Linked DNA regions of Mus musculus: region 1 is linked to region 2. Evidence: chromatin loops called from intact Hi-C (ENCODE). Cell type or tissue: heart. All regions are shown on one strand. Each heading gives the region's core, and the rest is flanking DNA. Links, peaks and the distances in the headings are about the cores only.

The links. Peaks named below come from ENCODE experiments on the same cell type or tissue, not always from the same donor. Only the 100,000 strongest peaks of a DNase experiment are listed, where the experiment ranks them.
Region 1: it touches region 2 in a loop (5-fold over the local background); 21 of 42 quality-filtered maps call a loop at or near these places.

The regions. Positions count from the first base shown.
Region 1 is chr11:51,055,189-51,062,928 of GRCm38, reverse strand. It overlaps Zfp354a (zinc finger protein 354A), which reads right to left and starts at 3,704. Exons shown (of 5, transcript NM_009329.4): 1 at 3,527-3,704; 2 at 2,775-2,857; 3 at 1,943-2,069; 4 at 1,431-1,526. The coding sequence starts at 2,807. In heart, for the core only: a CTCF peak has its summit at 3,424; a DNase peak (open chromatin) is centred at 3,668; H3K4me3 peaks cover 1,397 bases; H3K27ac peaks cover 893 bases.
Region 2 is chr11:50,927,587-50,935,326 of GRCm38, reverse strand. It overlaps Zfp354b (zinc finger protein 354B), which reads left to right and starts at 3,692. Exons shown (of 5, transcript NM_013744.3): 1 at 3,692-3,822; 2 at 4,342-4,426; 3 at 5,824-5,950; 4 at 6,668-6,763. The coding sequence starts at 4,394. In heart, for the core only: no CTCF peak of the experiment used is centred there; a DNase peak (open chromatin) is centred at 3,706; H3K4me3 peaks cover 1,719 bases; H3K27ac peaks cover 998 bases; H3K27me3 peaks cover 1,170 bases.

The DNA of each region.
Region 1 (7,740 bases), core at 1,374-6,373, 130 kb before region 2:
AGGGTCCAAGGGTTCTGATCTCACTTGTGAGTTCCAACCCTTATAGAACCCCTCACCAGAGATCCGTATCCAAGCACTTCACTTATACATTGAATGAAAACCACCACCACCCCAAATCATCACACGGGGTCTCTCTAGAGCCCTAAGCAGGGGCCTTCATCTAGACCCCGCTATCTTTTCCTTCATTCCTGCAGTGGCGCCCTAAGGTTGTCTGGCTGCATCTCAAGTTCAATCCATCCTCCATAGTGCACCTCACAGCACTTCCTGAATGTAACAGCTCTTTGTAACAACTTACAACATTATATACAAATAAAGACTCTTTTTCCGGGCCCATTTTTAAAGGGTACATTGTTGCCTCCTCACCCTTCTCTCTGTGCACACAATTTTCTTTCAATCTAATCTCGACAGTGCTCTGAAACCTGCCTCACTCCTTGACACTCTCTGAGATGGTGGCTGTCAGAACAAGGACATACCATAGTTTCTTCAGCTGGTTAACTAAGAGACCTTTCAATTGTTTCTGATTAGAACCAGCTTTCTGAGAGCTACCCACAAGTACAGTGGCCATTTGCAGTGCAGATGCTAGCAGCTCCCATGTCCAGGACACAGCTCTTGGAACAGCACCAAGGCCCTCGTTACAGGATCCCTACATGCATAGCCTTCCCACCGTTTCCTTTTCCTTTACATTTTGAACTCCAACCTGAGTGAGTTCTTTATCATCCCTTAAATATACCATACTTCTTAAATGAGCTCTGAAAACGCAGCCCTCCTCAGAAACAACCAACAAGAAAAAAAAGACCCCAAGAAATTCATTCGGGACATGATCAGAAGAGAATAACAGAGCTAGCCCAGATTTCAGTTTCCCTCCACTGCTCTTATCTAATTTACGGATAATTTATTGAGTTGTTTGTTTACTTTGTTTCATTGGTGTGTGTGTGTGTGTGTGTGTGTGTGTGTGCGCGCACGCGCGTGCTGGGAGTTGAACCCAGGGCTTTTTGTGTGTTAGACAGGTGTTCTTACCACTGAGCTCCATCCCAGTCCCTGACCACCTCTTTCTTCTTTAAAGATTTATTTATTTTATATATATAAGACATTGTCATTGCCTTCAGATACACCAGAAGAGGGTGTCAGATCTCATTACAGATAAGACATTGTCATTGCCTTCAGATACACCAGAAGAGGGTGTCAGATCTCATTACAGACGGTTGGGAGCCACCATGTCGTTGCTGGGATTTGAACTCAGGACCTCTGGAAGAGCAGTCAGTGCTCTTAACCACTGAGCTGTCTCTCCAGCCTCCCACCCCCTCCACCCCGGCCATCTCTTGTGGACTGAGAACCTGAAGACATTTCCCAACCCACACTCTAAGCTGCACCCTCTCCTTATTCACCACACTGGAGCCTGCAGAGACTGCCAGGCCTGCGCACACACTCACCGAGAGAGAAGCCTCCAGGGCCTTCTTCCTCCACCTTCCAGGGATCCTCTCCTTGCTGCAGCAGGGAGATCACTTTTGGTTTGGTAAACGGGAATCCTGCTTGTAGACAAGATGAGCTCAGTAACCAGAAGCCTCAAATGTTTCCCTCACAAGGCCCTTTGCAGAAAAACACATAGCAAAGGAGATGGGCAAGAGGTTCCAGAGATGGAACAAAGCTCTCTGCTGAGAGATGAACCAAGCAAGCATGGAATGACTGCTGGTTGGGAAGATGCCCAGACTATGAACCTTTGCTTCATACCAAGGGAAGCGGTGCCCTCACTGCCACGCCCGCTCCACTGCACATGGGCAGTTCCAGGCCTGCTGTGCAAAGTGTGTGTCAATGCTTACTTATAAGGTCATATTTGTAAGGCCTGAAGGCAAAACTCTGCTAAGATTTCACAATGAAATCTCCATTTGGAAGAGAAGGCACGAGGTCTCGCTTGTGAGTCTCTGCCCACAGGGCACTCTCTTACCCAGCGAGGCCAGGTTGCTGTAGTTCTCCAGCATCACCTCACGGTACAGGCTTCTCTGAGAGGGAACCAGCTTCTTCCACTCATCCCGGGTAAAGAGCACGGCCACGTCTTCAAATGTCAACGACACCTGTGAGGGACAGACAACTCCATGGGAGAAGCCACCCTATAGCCTCAGGCTTTGACACACATGTGCAGATGTATATCCTCACACAGAGATACAGCCATCCAAACACGTGACCAAGTACATGAGAATACGCATATACACATGTATGCACACCACATCATACATACATACACGATAAGAAAAAAACTTTCATGGAAATTGTACAAGCAAAAGATAAAACCATAAAGTGGGAAAAACAACAACAACAACCAACCAACCAACCAACCACCACAGACTGGAGAAGGCTTGGTGAACAACATAAGGATTGTCAAGAAGAAAGAAGAAAAAAATAGAAAACCAATTTTGGTAAGGGCAGAGAATGAAACAGACAAGTGCGGGAGGCAGGACCAGAAAAAAAAGGAATTTTCTCAAGTACGTATGTGTATTCTGTCCCAGGTACCTGGCAAGTTACTTGTGGAATTTGTAGGCATACACCAGACTGGCACCAGGCAACAATAGCCTGTCTATCAAGAGATACATAAGACTGGAACTGTGAACATGGGGTGTGCTCCCCACAGAATCCACCACCCACGGAGGGAGGACCAACTGCTCCAAGGAGGGCATGGGCGATGAAACCCGGTGAAGGCTGAACTGCGTGGATAACTGTCAGAAGGAAAACCAAACAAAATCCGCTCCTTCTGCTACGAAATGAACCGGCAAGGTGCTTACCTGAGATGTCGCTTCCCATTGCTCAGGAGCCATCTTCTTTCTGAAGGTTCTTCTTCCAAAGATGGGTGAAGATGAGGGAGGATCTGAGGGTGGAAAGAAGAAAGGAGTAGTACCTGTTGCTCGGCACCTGTCAGAAGCAGCATCTCCGAAAGTGTCCCATCATCTGAGCCTGGCTCTTCTGCCTCAAGAGAGGGAACCAGGAGCTGGGGGTGGGCATCAGAGAATCGACAAGTCACCAGTCTTCTTGTCCGTGGATGTCCAGAAGCAAGATTCAGGCGACACTGTACTCCATAACCGAGGGGACTCACTGAGCTCCCATGTGAACACCCTTAGACTGTTCACCACATCTCAGCAGGCACTTTCCAGCCCCTTTGGGAAGGAAATTGAAGTCTGAATGCGGCCACAGTGGGGGCGCCTCCGGTTTTGCCCCCTCAGATTGACCACGGGCAGGGACGGTGTTCTTCCTTATAACACGTTGCCCACCCGACTGCACTGCTGCTGTCAGAGATCGATTTCCAGAATACCAGGGGAAAACTCCAGAAAGGGGACCAATAGTAGCCCAGGACAAGAGAGCTGCACGGAAAACACAGCCTGCGTGGTCACTGCCCGGGCGGTGGGGAGCAGGTCACTTGCAGTCCAGAGCCAAGGCCACTGGGAGCGCGCGTTCTGGGGAGGGGGACGCGCAGGAGGCCGCCGAGCCAAACCCAGCCCAGCCCCTGTCTGACGTCCGAACATATCGAGCCTTCACTCACCTTCCCTCCTCCGGCTCCCGCCGCGCCTCACATATGCTCTGAGCCGCCGCGGGTAAGGACTCTGCACGGGGACCTTGGCCCCTAGCCTCGAGCCGCGCCACAGACGCCCTAAGACCCGCGAAGGCTCACGGGGGGGTCAGATCTTGGGGTCCAGAGGGTGGTGGCCGCGGAGCCCTCTGGGAAATGTAGTCCACTTCGAGACACAGGGATTCTGGGATTTGAAGTTCCTCGGTTTGTCTGATGCACAGATTACTTGGAAGGTCAGAGTGGACACCGGGAATCAAACACCTGCTTGTTAGGTAAATAATAAAAGATGTTGCAGGTTAGTGGAAAGGAAGCTGGCACGAAGTACCCTTTAGAAGAGCTTTTTTTTTTTTTTTTTTTTTTTTTTTTTTATAAGGTATTAGTAGGGCTGGAGAGGTGCTCAGCGGTTTAAGAGTCCTTGCTGCTCTTGTTGAGGACCTAGGTTCAATCCCCACTACCCATATCAGTTGCTCACAATGGCCTGTAACTGCAGTGCCTGGGTTCCAATACCCCCTTCTGGCATCTCCGGGCAGCGGATGCATTCCATGCTCATACACACTCACTCATACACACAAGTAATAAATGTCCTTAAAATTCTTCTTTTCCCACAAATAACAACAGCGGGGAGGGGGGAAGTTATTAGAATCAGGCTGAAGGCAGCCACGATGGAGATCTGACGGGCAAAGCTTATCAAATATCCTTCAGCTCCCAAGGACAGGAATTCTGTATTCTTACAAGTTTGGGGAAGTTTGTGTTGACACATGGCCCAACTTGTGTGCCAGGAGTCAAAAGAAAAGGTAGGAAGGCAGTAGATGCAAGCTAAGTTATAACTCAAGGTTGTCTGGGGTGTCTGTTGGAGCTAGGGTGGCAGCTGAGAGAGGAAGAGAGAGATAACTTAGCTCTGTGAGCCTTGTCAATGTCACAGCACATTGCTTGTATCAACTCTCAGTCCAAAGAGGGAGAGACTACAGGAGTGTGTGGTCTGACTTTTCAGAGTACGCTGTACAGTCTGTGTTCTAACGGTCACGCACCAAGCCCTATTATGAGCCATTTGAAAAACTGAATAAAACAAATGTCATTATCCTGAAGTACTTTATTTTTTGTAAAAGGCAAGAACCAGACAACAAGCCACGAACATAATTAGATAGGGATCTAGAAGATACCTGTAATAAGACCAAAAACAAAACAAAAAAACAACAAAACAAAAAACAAAAAAGAAGAAAAGACAAACAACAAAAGAAGGGTAGGGCAAAGCAAGGGCAGCCTGGGCAGACAAGAATGAAGCACGGGGTTGAGGCAACAACTCAGGAGAGGCAGAATTGTAGCAGTTGTAGTTTTGTGGCTGTGACACTCACTTGAGAAGAATAACTTAAGGGTCTAAAATAAAGGGCCAGTTTGGGGCCGTGGTTGGCAGGTTAAAGTCCTCGCCTGACTGACTCCATTGACTGTCGGCTCAGAGCAAGGCAGCAGAATGTCACAGAAGGACAAGGAAGATGAAAGCCGTGGAGCTGAAGGCAGCCAGGAAGCAAAGAGCAGCTAACAGGAAGGGGTGGGGCCAAAATAGACCCTTCAAGGACATCCCTAGAAACCCATCTTCTCTAGCCAGGCCACACCCCCTACAGCTCCATAACACCCCAAAACTGGTTGAAAGACTGAGTCCATCAATGGGTTAAGTCATTGTGTATGTAACAGCCCTTATGATGGACTCCTCCGTGGATACGGCTTATCAACGCAACCAGATATGGGCTTTAGCAAGCTTTTGGGTACCCCTCAATCTAATGAAATTGACAATCCATAGCAATCAGGACAGAGACATTACAGGAAGAGCCAACAGATAATTGTTTTAGAATTTTTTATTTATGAGGACCCGGAAGAAGACTCAGTGGTGAATCGCTCCCTGCCAAGCCTGGTAACCTGAATTCAATTCTAGGAACTCACATAGTGAAAAGAGAGACTGACCTCACACATACACTGTGCCACATACATTCATATATGCACAATAAATACATGCAAAACATTTTATTTTAATTAATTTGGTGGTGGTACTGGAGAATGAACCTGAGCCTCTAGCAGGCTAGACAAGCATTCCACCCCTGAGCCACATCCCCACTCTGTAGAGAAAATCGCTTACGCGCATCATCTGTCAATAAAAAAGACTATGGCCAATGAGCTGAGGCAGGAAATAGGAGGTGGGACACTGGCAGGAAGAGACAGGATTCTGGGAAATAGTGGGAAAAAAATAAAAGGAGATGATGAGAGAGATGTGAAAAAGCAGCAGCTGAGCCTGAAGGACAGGTAACTAAGTGGTAGACAGAATAGTTTGAATGGGTTAAGTAAGCTACAAGCTAGTCAGAGAATGAGCCAAAGCTATGGCCTAACCAACTAATAATAAATAATTAGTCCCAGAGTTGTCATTCCTAGAGCAGGGGATAGAAGAAAAAAAACATTTTTTTTTTAAACACCAGCCCTCTTTTAACTTTTGAGACAGAGTTTCATCAAATTGGCTAGGCTAACATTGACCTCACTCTGCAAAAGCTGGCCTTGAACTTTGAATTCTTTTGCCTCAGACTCCTAGATAGCTGAAGTGGCAGACTCTCCCAGGCCAGGCTAGTAGGTATTGTCAGTCACACAAAAAAAATTATAAATACACCCAGCCCAGCCCCACTCCAGTTTCTTGGTGCCACAGAGCAGAAATTAGTAGTTAGGGTTTTGATTCTTTTATCAGCACTTAGAAGCCAAGCTTAACCTGTCACCATTCACATCTGCTTCAGTTACAACTGAAGCCACAATGTATTTGTTGCAGCTCAGTAACTTTCAAAGCTCTTATCTGAGGCTTATTTACTTCAAGGTATTCAAGTAAAGTTTTATTTCTAGTTGTTAATATTATCTTAAGGCTTTCTTTTTTATTCTGTCAACATCCTTGAAGTTTATCTTTGAAGATGGTTTTCTTCCGTTTCTTGAAACAGAATTACTGTGTCAAGGACTGCTAAACCCTAAGGTGTTTAGGGTTGGTCTGATGCTATGTATACAAATGCTAAATTCTGAACCCCAAGATCTTGCTACCCTCAGATGAGTGAATTCTCACATACACTGATCTTTGCTGTGTAAACCTTCCTCCCCAATTTTAAGCCATTGGTTACATAAAAATGCCTATAGCCAGTCACTGTGGAGAGTAGAGGTAGACAGGATTTCAGTTACCTGGTGGAGGTAGTGAGGAGGGACCACAAGGAGAGAGAGAGAGAGCTGGAAAGGAAAATAGAGAATGGGAGGAGAGAGATAAGGAGACCACCATTAGATGGGATGGACCATGAGCATGTGGCCAGAAGAAGTCTACCCTGAGGACAGGCTGATGGAGCAAGAAAGCAGCTGGGGTGAGACCAAGCAACTAACTTGGGGAGCACAGCTGGGAATTAGCCAATCTAGCATATATAAAAATAGATTAGGGGTAATCACACAGTAATTGTGCTAAGCTGATTAAAATAAATTATAGGCCTCAATCTCAATTATTGGGAGGCTTGATGGCTTAGATTTTTCAAAACCTACACTAATGAGGGTTCTTAAATGCTTCAGCCTTCCTTTTAGGCCACCACTCAATAGAGGGAGTGGAAAAGAAAAGTTAATAGGAAACAGGTTGTGGACCTGTTTAGAAATAGTTCTTTGGGTGGGGGGATTCCAATCCTCCTTGTCAGCAACCAAGTCGTCTAGCAAAACGCCAACACGAATCAGCAGCAGCAATCCAGCCCACTGGGCAATCACCATTCACGAATCAGCAAGTAAAGGCAGTTCAATCCAGAGGAAACCACGAAGCTCTGCCAATCAGCCCAAGTCCACGAAAGTGGAAAGATGCCCCCAGACTATCACAAGAAGTTCTTCGGCTAGCTGCTCTCTATGCAGTCACAACCAGCAAAGATCAGTGATGGAGACGCAGTGCCAGAGCCTCCTCCCACAGATTTATATCTTTTCTAAGCATCATTTATCCTTTCACTTGTCTGGCCCAGCAAAACATTATATGGCATGACTGAGTTTCCAAAGAAACCAGAAATTTCTATTTAAGGGGCTGGCTGGGTCATAATAAGAATGAATGGAGTTAATCAATAGCATTTACAACAACACCAAGGCATTGAGTCTGGAGCCTAGTTCTCCCCTGGGAGAATTTATAATCCAAATTCTCATTATTGGTTGATGGCCAC
Region 2 (7,740 bases), core at 1,757-6,756:
AAGAATAGGCGAATAAGAAGAAAGAAACTCAGGGACCACCAGTATCAGAAAGGTACACTTACAGACTGTTGGAGCTCTAGAGTTTAGAAGTATCCAAAAATGCCAGGTAGCTCCTGTGTAGTTTAGATTTTTAAAATCTTAATTTTAATAAGGCTTTTTAAAAATGCTTTAACTTCCCTTCTAGCCCACCACCCACCAGAGGTAGTGGGAAAGAAAGGTTATTAGGTTATGGGAAAAGCGGACTTGTTTAGAAATTGGTCATTAGAGCAAATCTAATCTGTGTTGTCAGGAAATCAGCAGTTTAGTTCATAGAAATCAGTAGCAGCTCGATCCACTCACAAACAGTTCATGAATATACTAGTAGTCCAGTTTAGTAGTGTTGGGATAGCAAACATGAATCAGCAGTGGTGGCATGACCCAGCAGAAACAGCCAGGTCTCTGTGAAATCAGCAAGAGTCAGCAGGAGGAACCAGGACCACTAGGGACACCAGGAGTTCTTTGCCATGCATCTCTTCATGATGTGAAAATCAGTGACGATGAAGATGTGCAACCAATGAAACATTGTAAAGCTAGTTATGCAAGTAAGTCCCTGCCTCTGTCCGTTGAGTCTTATATATCTCCCTCTAAACATTACATGCCCTCTATAGGTCTCGTCTCACCATGTGTCTCATCTCAGTAAAACTCTGCATGAGCCTGTACCAGCTAACATCATTCTGTCAATCGGCCTGAGTCCGTGGAAACAGCAAGATGCCGCCAGAACATCACCAAAAGTCTTTTGGTGTGCTTTTCTCTATGTTGTCATTATAAATGGAGCTCAGCTATGCAGTGTAAGGTGAACCAATATTTGTGTGTGGTTAGTGAAGAATCTTTCATCAGGTATCTTTTTACATGTTTGCTTTAGTAAAACTTCCTTTCCTTTTTTTTGTTCGTTTTTTTTGTTTGTTTGTTTGTTTTTTTTGTGTTTTTTTTTCGAGACAGGGTTTCTCTGTATAGCCCTGGCTATCCTGGAACTCACTTTGTAGACCAGGCTGGCCTTGAACTCAGAAATCCACCTGTCTCTGCCTCCCGAGTGCTGGGATTAAAGGTGTGTGCCACCATGCCCGGCGTAAAACTTCCTTTCACCTGTGTCCACTTTAGTGAAACATTCCTTCATGCATCTGTTTTAGCAAAACATTCTTTTACTTGTATCTGCTTCAGGAAAATACCTTTTTTTTAAAGATTTATTTATTGATTATATGTAAGTACACTGTAGCTGTCTTTAGACACTCCAGAAGAGGGAGTCAGATCTCGTTACGGATGGTTGTGAGCCACCATGTGGTTGCTGGGATTTGAACTCTGGACCTTCGGAAGAGCAGTCGGGTGCTCTTACTCACTGAGCCATCTCACCAACCCAGGAAAATACCTTTTGACATAGCTGACTTTTTAAAGAAAGCAGAAGTTGCCGGGCAGTGGTGGTGCACGCCTTTAATCCCAGCACTTGGGAGGCAGAGGCAGGTGGATTTCTGAGTTCGAGGCCAGCCTGGTCTACAGAGTGAGTTCCAGGACAGCCAGGGCTACAACAGAGAACCCTGTCTCGAAAAAAAAAAGAAAAAAAGAAAAAGAAAAGAAAGAAAAAAAGAAAAGAAACCTGGATGACAGAGTTCAGAGGGCACATCTGGAGGATTACCAGAACTCAGAAGAAAACTGGGAGAATATTGGAGAATCGAAGGCAATTAAAATAATAATAGGGAGAACTCAAGAGTCAGTGATGAGAAGACCCCAGGAATTAGTCTTAGTGATGAGAAGACCCCAGGAATTAGTCTTGTGATGAGAAGACCCCATGAATTAGTCTTAGTGATGAGAAGACCCCAGGAATTAGTCTTGAGCAACACCAGCATTTTATAAGCCGAGAAAGGGGCTCATCAGGAAGACAGTTCTGCCGCAGGAGAATTAGGAAATTCCTGTCACTGTAATGAATGCTTACAGTATTGGGTTAACGGTAGCTACAGAGAGTAGGAGCTAAGACTACTCATTCACGCCAGTGCCATGAGACCAAAACAAGAACAAGTATCTCAGAAGGTAATGGGAGGCAGAAACAGAAACTACACCTTGCAGAACTGTGAGTTCTGTTTGCAGTTAAGACAGTCAAGAAGTTCCTGGTTGTCCTGTGTTAAGTCTTTACAGGGCAAGGCTTCTCATAGTTATTAAGAAGTTTATGTTTGTCTTGTGTTAAATCCTAGTTAGTAAGTTTCTGTTTGTCCCTAGTTAAGTCCTTGTTAAATAATGTTTCTATTTGTAATTAAGAGTAACTTTGTGTTTCTTAGATCTGATGTGAACTGCTTGCAATTCCATTCAATATGTATCCTTGCCTCTGTTCCTCCCTTTTTCATTGTATCCTTTTAACTCTGGCCCCTGTGAACACCTTATCCTGTAAGAGATAAGGCTCAGCAATGGCCTGGGTGACGGGGGAGGGGTGGTGGTACCCTCCCCCACCCTGTCCCTTACCATCTGAGGTAGCACCTGGAGGGCATGAGAGTAGGAGAGCCGGTCCTGCCCTGTCACTGACTGCAGCACTCTGGAGAGCAGGCCCTACAGCTCATCTGGGCAACTCAGTGAAGATGCCCTGATGACAAAGGTGCTGGTGAGCTGACCCAAAGGCATGGGAGTAGGAGAGGTGATTCTGCCTTCTGCTGACTGTGGCATTGGGTGGCCTTGCTGAACAGTACTGGAGAGTTTACCCTGGTGATTCAGATAAGGGGCAGCCATTGAGCTCATCAACTCAGCTGCCACCCAGGCCCAGATCCAGGGCTCTGGTTGTCCCTTCCTAAAATCTGTATCATGTGTGAATTGTTGGGGCACATGAAAGGGCCAGTCCTGCCGATCCAAAGCTGTTACAGGATCTTTAACACACAGGGTGACAACAGGATAATTGGGAGGAGTCTCAGTGAGGGTCCAATATTGATGGTGTCATAGAAGCCAGAGATCTTGAACCAGATCAATGACTCATTACAACAAACATTTGCAAATGAAGATATGTGGACAGAGGGATGTACTGTATTGTGTGTCACACTGGCATACTATGGCTTCCACAATCATATTTTCTATGCTTTGGAGTGTGTGTGTGTGTGTGTGTGTGTGTGTGTGTGTGTGTTGTACATTGTACTCAGACCAGAGGTTAATATCAGGCGTCTTCATCTATCATTTTCCATTCATTCATTCATTCATTCATGTATTCATTTATTCATTCATTTTTATTTTAAATCCCAGAGTGCCAGGTTTCAGCTAGCCTTTCTTTTGCATTTTCCTGTAACACCCTCTGAGTCTAAATCAATATATAATTATTTCCACAGCTCACTGTCTACACTTTATCCTACTAAAAACCACTGCTTACCAAGTGAGGTCCCTTTTGTTCTTTGATTTATTTCAAAAGGCTTACAACATGATGTTAATACGTAACTGCCAGTCTGTTTCTGGCCGCTGTGGGCTGGCCTTACCCCATCCACACAAATGGAATTAAAATGCATACCACATCTAAGACTTCACAGAGCTAGTGACCCGGGGCCTTTTGGGAGTTTGGGGAGGGGGGGCTCTCCACCGCAGCTGCGCACCAAAGCGGTCAACTTTATATCCCAGAATCCTTGAGTCCCGAGGTAAACTACATTTCCCAGAGGCCTCTGCATCAGCTATCCTCATTATTCCCCCCTCCAGCCCCGCCCCCTGTGAGATCTATCAGGCCGCCGGGTGTCTGTGGCTCGATTCTCTGCCCTGATCTAGCTCCCCAGTCTGAGTCTCCAAGCGTGGCAGCTGCGAGCCTTCATGAGGCGTGGCGGGAGCAGGGGGGAGGTGAGCGGCCAGGCTGGAGGACACGGAGGCCTGTGGCGACTTCAGCGTGGGCCGCCATGAGTCACTGGTCCCCTTTCTGGAGTTTTCTCTGGGGATGTGGAAATTGATCCCTTGACAGCAGCAGAGCAGTTGGGTGGGCTGCACGTGGAGTGGGCCCGTGGTCAGATCTAAACGGGTGAAAAACGTTTGTGTTCCCACTGTGGCTGCACTCTGGCCTCAGTGCACTCTGATCTGAAGGGGGTTGGCACTGCCAACTGAGCTGGGGTGAACAGCATAGGGTGATGCCTGACTCGCGGAGGCATAGTGAGTCTCCTCGGTGACATGGAGTCCAGTGTCGCCTGAGTCTTGTTTCTGAAAATCTAGAGACCAGAAGAGTGGTGACCTGTCAATTCTCTGCCGCCCGCCCCCAGCTCCCGCTTTCCGTTCTGGAAGCAGAAGCGCCAGGCTCAGCTGGTGGAACGCATTCGGAGATGCGGCTTCTGAGGGGTGCGAAGCAATCTTTCTTTCTTCTTCCCTCAGATCGCATTTTTGGACACTGTACCCATCTTTGAGAAAAGCCCAGAAAGTGAGCATGGCTCCAGAGCAAAGGGAAGGGAAGTCTCAGGTGAGCGCATTGCCGTCTCAGTTCATGGCAGGAGTATTTTATATGGTTTTGGTTTTCCTTCCAGACTGAGGCTCTCCGCCCAGTAGACCCTTCACCAGGACTTGGTGCTCTTGGAGGAGCTGGTTGTCTAGGAAGCACACTGCACGCTCGCTCACAGTATATTGCGTTGCTGTTAGCTGATCCCGGTCTGTTGTGCTTACTACATTGACAGCGACATGCAGATGTCCGTTATCACTAGGGACACAGCTGGCGGAAGTCCTTTCTGGTCTGCTTCCCTCATGTTTATTTTTCTCAGCCCTCACCTGGATTGCCCATCTATTTCTTTTTGCCCTTAAGAATGCTTGCGGCGCTCCTCCATCCCGTGGTTCCCCTCCTATACTCTGTAGATCCTAGGTTTGGATTGTACCATTCTTGTGAAAACAACTACTCTTGACCTGCCATTTGGAGGAGCGGGAATATAGAGCTGCCCCCATCGAGGTGAGCTGCTGCGTGGACAGGGGAAAGCCATACTGCAGGGGACACAGTGTCAGGAGCCTCACTCTGAGAGCAAGGAGACGACTTATCAAGAAGCCATGAAGAGGGTTTCCTGGGATATTTGACAGAAAATTAGAAAGCACAGTGGGAGGCTCAAGACCGTTGATTTTTACCCTACCCCCTCTGTTACCATCTGTGGGCCTTAAATCAGTAAGTCTAACTTCTGTGTCTCAGTTCCCTTACCAATAAAATAAAAATAACAGCATCCCCTTGTAGGATTCTTGTTCTGGAGTGAGGACCGAAGCAGGAGATGGTGTGTGGGTCTTACCAGACCAGCTACACAGCTTTTTTTTTTTTTTTTTTTTTTACATTGTTGAAATGATTTCTACACATGCCTGTGTGCTGATTAGATCGGAAAGTCTTTAAGGCAAAGATTATCGTTTGTATTCTCTCCATAGTAAGTTATTTTTCCTACAGGCACTGCATGCATGTGAAAACGCAGAGTAAGGAATCTTGCTGGACATGGTGGTGCAGGGTTTTAATCCCAGTACCAGGGAGGCAGAGGCAGGTAGATCTCTGTGAGGTTGGGGCTAGTCTGGTCCACCATACCAAGTTCCAGGCCACTCAGAGCTTCATAGATTGTCTCAAAAACCAAGAACCCAAGAGACCTTTTGCCAGAAGAACTTCTAATTACCATGATGTACTTGCGCTATTGGCCATAATCCCTGTACAGAAAGCCAGGATCTGACTCACTGCTGTTGTTTGCGTGTCTGTCACCGGTTGAATTGATGACTAAATGGTAGATGACCTAGCCTCTTCAGAACCCTCAGTGACATCATTTCACGATGGCCTGTCCACCTTCCACACTGTCACCTCCCTCGTGCTGTATGAGGCTGCTGAGATGGAACGGCTTTCCCTCACAGGTGTCGGTGACGTTTGAAGACGTGGCCGTGCTCTTTACCCGGGATGAGTGGAAGAAGCTGGTTCCCTCTCAGAGAAGCCTGTACCGTGAGGTGATGCTGGAGAACTACAGCAACCTGGCCTCGCTGGGTAAGAGAGTGCCCTGTGGGCAGAGACTCACAATCGAGACCTCAGTGCCTTCTTCCCCGAATGAAGACTGTGGTCATTAAAACACTCTAGCTGAGGTTTGCTGTCCGGCTGCACAAACCAGATCTCTAGTAAACATTGAAACTTTTTTTCCACTTCCAGGTGTCTAAATGCCCCAAATAGGAGAACATAGGGGGTTGATACTCATACTGTTCCCCGCTGTCTGCAACTTGACAGTAGAAATTCCTCCAGTGTTGACGCAGCAGTATTCATGTTACATTTATTCTGTGTTGCCTGTAAACAAAGTCTTCCCTCAGCCCCCCTCTCCTGTTTCCTGCCTTTCCCACTTCTTTTTCCAGTCAAATGCTGTGCACACTATTCTAGAAAAGAAATCAAATGGTTTCTTCACTTTAAACAGTCTTCTTGACACGTAATCCTCTTCACAGTTACTGTCTGTATTTATTCTATCTGCACACCCGACAGCCCTTTTCTAGAATGCTAAAGCTGCCCGTTTATAGAATTTCCATAATGTGCAATTAGTTCTCCCAGTTCTCTCCTGTGAGCCACTTGGCCTCTGCCTGACACATCCTGTCACGTGACAATGAACAGCTTAAGTACCCAGTAGAAGTGTAGCTGGGTTCCCCCGCGCATCTAATGCTTGTCCACTTTAAAACAAGACCAAGTCTTTTTAGTGTTATTGCTACTTTTGTTTGCGATTAGGATTCCCATTTACCAAACCAAAGATGATCTCCGTGTTGCAACAAGGAGAAGAACCCTGGAAATCAGAGAAAGAAAGTCATGGATGCTCCCCTCTTGGTAAGTGGGTGGGCCTGAAATACCCCAGAATCGCTGCAAAATAAGAACAGAGGGGTAGCCTCGGTGCCTGGAGACCGAGCTGTGCCAGCAAGTTGCTTTTCAGTGACAGGAATCCTAGGGGGAGGACCAAGGGATGACAGGAATCCTAGGGGGAGGACCAAGGGATGAGAAGATAAAGGAGATAGGAAGGCTGGGGTCAGGAATGTCTTATTCCAAGCAAGTTTATTAGGAAATACGGCATCTTATGTGTACCGTCTGTGGGGAAAATGGGACAGAGGGAGCAGACAGCTATGACACAGTGAGATGGAGTCAGCGGGAAGCTAATTGAGCAATTTGCACAAGGGGAATGCAGGGTATCTTAAGAAGGTCACAGATTGAGTGCACAGCGACCTTGGGGCTGAGAACCACAGCCCCCTTGGGGTTAGAAGAACTGGCTTCTCCATATCTGAAGCTGATGCTCTGCCAAAGCCCGGACCCCAGGCCGTTACCGGCTCTGCCAAGCACTTCAGATAAGGGACTGTGTTCCTTTTCCATACATCAGGGTCTCCAGAAAGCCTTAGACTGGACTGTCCCTCAACAAGAGACCTCTTCAGGTACCTGATCCTCATGGAATGATGGGAAAGGAAAATCCCAGGCTCCCAGCCCCTAGCTTCCCCTCCTGTCTATGGTCCCTTTTGTTTCTGAGGAGAGCTGCCTTTCATGTACAAGAAGTCAGCATATTTAAGGGTATATTGGAAGTAATTTTTTTTCTAGCTGCACAGAATATATATATATATATATGAAATCGAGACAAAGGAAATGAGCTTGGATGGCCTCACTAGATTTTGGTACTGTGCTAAGAGCTTTAGCCTGTAGATAACAGGGATAGCTAAGAAGTTTAAGGAGAATTTTATGATCCTGGATATTTTAGTGGGGACAACAAGGGAAGCCATTGAGAGGGAGACAGTGGGGGGAGGGGAGAAGGAGCTTGAGCAGGA